Regions from separate parts of the Mus musculus genome. Here region 1 is linked to region 2. Evidence: chromatin loops called from intact Hi-C (ENCODE). Cell type or tissue: heart. All regions are shown on one strand.

What was found. Hi-C counts contacts between places; a loop is a spot of excess contacts. Peaks named below come from ENCODE experiments on the same cell type or tissue, not always from the same donor. Only the 100,000 strongest peaks of a DNase experiment are listed, where the experiment ranks them.
Region 1: a loop joins it to region 2, with 3 times the contacts of the local background. A loop is called at or near these places in 1 of 42 quality-filtered maps.

Annotation. Positions count from the first base shown.
Region 1 is chr1:58,712,032-58,714,531 of GRCm38, reverse strand. It overlaps Cflar (CASP8 and FADD-like apoptosis regulator), which reads right to left and starts at 1,246. Exons shown (of 10, transcript NM_207653.6): 1 at 873-1,246. In heart, a CTCF peak has its summit at 1,286; DNase peaks (open chromatin) are centred at 491, 1,291 and 1,811; H3K4me3 peaks cover 2,500 bases; H3K27ac peaks cover 2,500 bases.
Region 2 is chr1:58,972,025-58,974,524 of GRCm38, reverse strand. Trak2 (trafficking protein, kinesin binding 2) reads left to right here and starts at 1,043. Exons shown (of 16, transcript NM_172406.3): 1 at 1,043-1,288. It overlaps Stradb (STE20-related kinase adaptor beta), which reads right to left and starts at 1,003. Exons shown (of 12, transcript NM_172656.6): 1 at 675-1,003. In heart, CTCF peaks have their summits at 1,138 and 1,342; a DNase peak (open chromatin) is centred at 994; H3K4me3 peaks cover 2,500 bases; H3K27ac peaks cover 2,213 bases.

The DNA of each region.
Region 1 (2,500 bases), 260 kb after region 2:
AAACTAGGATGGAAACAGAAAAACAACACCACAAACATCTGTTCTGAAAGACTGTTTGGAGAAAGAATACGAAAAGGAGCTGGATGGCTGGGGCCAAGGGAAGATTCCCAATTTTTTTAAAGGCAACCAAAAGACTGTATTTGAGTACACCAATGTATGTGACTAGAACCAGCCACCTCTGGCTGTCGCTAGGGAATGGACTCGTGGGAGGTGGGGGCAGTGTCTGTATTTACTTTGCAGGTATATTTTATTTATATTATAACTTGCCTGAAAGGTTTTGGATATTAAAATGCAATGCAAAATAAGAAGTAAAATCCTTAGTAAGGAGCAAGACAGCTGCCCCAGGTGGGGTGTCAAGTCTTCCCAGAGGTGAAGGTCAGCTAGGGCGTCATAACACAGGTAGTGCTTCTTGTTTCTGAGATTTAAGAGAAATAATGCTTTGAGTATAGGAAGGCCCTGGGCCAAACCCTCACTGCCTCACTCTTGGCCAGCAGGCTTCTTGCCAGGATAAGCTGTCCTTGAGCTTTGTCCAGGCAGCCTCTACGCTGGGATTATAGAAACAAACAAAAAACACCCAAGTACCTTGTTCGAAATTTCACGCCATCCAGAGTCACACACTAAATTAACAAGGAGGCATTTGAGTCCAGTAACAAGTTTAATTTAATAAGTCTTTGGCTCTCTTCAAGAAAGACTTGGATTTGAATGTGCCACAAGTCTGGAGGTGCTGTGAGTGGATCCCCAAAAAGCACAGAAGGAACCAAGAGTGGAAGATAGGAAACGAACACTTTCCTACATTAATCAGGAGTCAGCTCTCCAACTTCCCAAGTCCCTTTGGGAACTGCAAGAATAGGAGGGGTTCTGGGATTACTCACACCGGGCGGTCGCCGGCCCATCCCACTCAACAACGGCTTTGTCGCCTGTCTTCGCTGGAGACCACCAGAAAACTGGATCGAACGAGACACTGGAAAGAACACAGAGAGGAGCAGACTCTTCAGTAGGCGTCCAGGAAAGTTAGCCTGCGGAGCTGGCCCAAGCTGCTAGCCAGGTGACGCGCCCAGCGAGCCCAACAGGTTCAGGAATGAGATGCGACCGCTCTCTCCCAGCGATAAGGACGTCCCCAGAGTACTCTTGCGGGGGCAGAATCGCGAGTGTGAGCAAAGAGAAGGGCTCCGAGAAGATGAGAATGGCCGCCATTTCACCAAAACTGAATCGAGGCCATTGCTGAATTCCACAATCCTAACAAGAGGGCGGAGGAAAGTTACAGGAAGCCAGAGAGGAAGCCAACTTCCGCCTCTAGGGGCGAAACTGACCAGTCAAGGCTCAAAAAAAAAAAAAAAAAAAAAAAAAAGAAAGAAAACCCCAAAGACCGCACATACCCCAAATCCCGCCCCCCATGCTACTTCTCTGAAGGAAGGAAACACCCCACTTCCCACCCACCCACCCCCCACCCGGGTTTCTCGCAGCTTGGGAAACTAGGTTAGCAAGTGGTGACTTGCTAAAGAATTAAATGTCATCAAAAACAATGTACAACATAAAACTTCTGGAAAAATCCATTGAAGCTGAGTGTGGTGGTGTACGCCCAGCTTTGGGGGCGGGCGGGGGTGGGGTCGGCTGCTGAGAGAAGATTTTAGCGGTCAAATCGCTTGCTTACCCAAAGCCTCCACCTCCGCGCCCCACCCCGCCCCCCACCCCCCACCCCCCCCCCACTCCCCCCCCCCGCTCCAGCTGCCAAGTGAGGTCTCTGCCTTCAGAAACCCTGTGCTCTGGACATTGGTCACTGAATACACACAGTACCTAAGTGTCATCCCAGCTGGTTGGAATAAAGACTTTCAATAGGCTATGAACTTTGGCTACGTGGTTATCTCTGGTGGACTCCCAGGAACAGTGACTAATAGCGACATACTCTCTAATCCTAGTAATCCAATCAGGAGGCAGACACAGGTGGATCTCTGCACAGTCTAGGGCAGCCTGGGCTACACAGTGAGTTTAAGGAGAGCCAGGGCTGTATAGAGAATAGAGTCCTGTCTCAGAATACCAAAAAATAAAATAAAAAAATAATTTGCTTACAAACCAAGCTTGTTTGTGATACCAGAGAGCTGAGCTTTCTGCTTTGTTCAGAACCTTTTGTAAACTAGGAGGTCGACCTTTTATCTAAAATCTCTTCTTAGGTTTTAAATTTTAGATCATCCCTATTGGTCAAGGCCTGACATATGACACTCCCTTCTGGCCCCACCCCTTTTACTGTTAAAAAATTTTTTTTCGAAGGTTACCTGAACCCGGAGGATTTAATTAGACTCCTTGAATTTACTTCCAGCGAACTTGTCCACCAAAAGAGAGAGAGAGAGAGAGAGAGAGAGAGAGAGGGAGGGAGAGAGAGAGAGAGAGAGAGAGAGAGAGAGAGAGAGAGAGAGAGAACCAACTTTTCGAAAGGAAAGCTGGAAACTGGACAGTTCAACTCCAGGAAATGAGTAATTCTCTAGATGTTTTGTGCTTGACTAAT
Region 2 (2,500 bases):
CAATACTCTTTGTTAGGCTTCAAAATTACAGTAATTCTCAAGGTGATCTTGAAATCTCATAAAACCTTAACAAAGATCATAGCGAAGCACACAGCTTAATCCAATTTTCCAAACTTAGTATCATGACTCATGGTTTCAACAAATATTTACGGAGTGCCAAGCACTGTGCTATGCAGGTGCTGTCACAAATCATGATCAAGTTTGGAGGAAAGGTATTTGACATAACAAACCCACGAGGGGAAAACAAGACATCAAATGTAAACACTGAAGACAAAACGAAGCCTGGACATTTAATTTGGAAAAAGGTCCCTTCGACGTCTCTGAGCAGACAGGTCTGGGGCCAGAGTGTCTTCAGCTTGGGAAGTCGCCAGGCCTGTGTGCGCTACCAAAGGTAAGAGCTGGGGGAGCGGGGCGGCGGTAGCTGGGTTCCTGCACCTGGCACCGCTGCTGGGCACCCGGGAGCCCCGGCCCCCCCGTGCGCTGGCACAGAGACAGAGAGCGGGAGCCGGCGTCCCGCAGACTCCAGCGGCTGCTCGGCCGGCCGTGTCAACTCCGGTAAGGAGCGGAGGCGAGGACTGGCCTTGTAGCCTTCCGCTGTGCACCTACCGACCTGCGTTCCCTGTCGCTCCCCGGGTCCCCACACCATCCCGTGCTGGCCTGCCTCCCCTCATTACCTAGGCGGTGACCAAGGCCAGCGACTCTCCAGACAGCGGGCGCTGAGGGGAGGCGACACGCGCGAGCCCCGGGACCTGCCTCGCGAAGGGGCGAGGCGAAAACACTAGGCCGGCTTCCAGGGTGAGCCTCAAGGCACAGAAGTGCAGCACGGCCTGGAGAAGGCCGGTCGGCCTGGACTTCTGCCCTAGCCCGGGGCAACCGGCCGGGACGGGATTCGCCCCACCCCAGCGGGGTCGGGGCCCGCCGCTCCGCCCCACCGCGCCTCCAGCTTCTAGCTCTGGAGTGAGGAGGCGGGGCCCTCGAGCTGTAGGCGGGACGGAAAGCAAACTACAGTTCCCAGAAGGCTTTGCGCTAGGGCCGCAAAGCCTGTTGGGAGAGTGGGTCTCCTTTTTAGCTTCCCTAGCTGGGTGGGGGCTGCCATTGAACCGGCGTCACTGCAGCTCCAAGGTCGCCCGGTGATGATGTGAGAGCGCCTGCCAGTTCCTGCCACGCCCGGGGGGGTTAGCTCGGTGGCGGCGGCGGCTGCTTCAGATGCTGCTCTCAGGCTGCCGCGCATTAGGGGCTTCTTCCTGAGCGAGTGTGGGCGGAAGAGCGAGGACGCCGGGCCATTCCCGTGAGTAAGCTCCCGCGTGCGATTCGAACTTGCCCTTGTCAACTTCTCTCAAAGGCAGAGAAGCCTTCCTGTCCCGCGTCCCTCTGGTCCCCAGAGGTCACTCACGGAAGGATTCCGCCCCGAGATGGGAAAGGGATGTTTCCCAAGTGTGGGTGCAAACTGATGGGAACTGGGCGGTAGCCTCCGGGATTCACCCTATCTGCACCTCTGAAGATTGGCAGCTTCCCATCCTTTGCCAGACAGAGTCCATCTGGAGCTCTGTCGTTTTAGGATGAGTGGCTTTAGTGTCTGGACGTTAAACCTTAAGCTCTCGGTGGCCATCTGTGATGCAAATGGGAGGAAAGGACACTAGAAAGAGCTCTTTCTTTATTGGGCTTTTATTTGTAATTGATTTGGAACCAAACGCCACATGTCTTTTTAAAAGAAATAAGGAAGACAGACAGACAGAAAGACTTTTGGTTGAAGCAAAAAGAATGAATATTGGCAGTTGTGTTTTCCAGTGCCAGCACTTCTGAGTCCCAGACACTTTTTTTTTTTTTTAAATCACAATTATGGCAGTGAAGTCAATTACCTGCTTATGCATCTTTTTCTGCATCAGGAAAGATGGTAATATTTCGCTGGAAATTCACTTAGCTTATGTAAGGACCACTGAACAAAATGAGCTAGACTCAGAGTTCTTGCTCTACCTTAGTAAAAATGTTTGTGACCTTTCAAATCTTTGCTGTCCTGTTAAAAGTCTGAGCTACAGTGAGCTCCAAATAGCATATTAATGGTGGTGACACTTGAAAACGAATTGTGAAGGACATTTGGTGGTGGGAAAGGGCAAAATTAAAGGCACTTTATCATCTCGGCCACTCTCCAGCTTTCTATTTTTAAAATTAGGTAGTATCTGGCAAGCCTCAGATGTTTAACCAGCACATACATACCTATGTGAAAGACAGTGCTCTTACCCATACCCATTTTTACTGATGTGATGATGTACACGGTTCACCTAACCACGCACATTGCTCACTAGTTGCACTGGAGACTTTCTGTATCAAGTCGAGATTTACACCCATACCTGCTTTGCCTCAAAGTTATGAACCAGGTTAAAAGAATGGTTAAGAAGAATTTTCATAGTTTGCTAGTACTCGCTCCATCATTCCTTGACTATGAATGCATCCGTAACTCCCACTTTAGCCCTCTGAACAAATTGTACACTCTTGTCTGCTA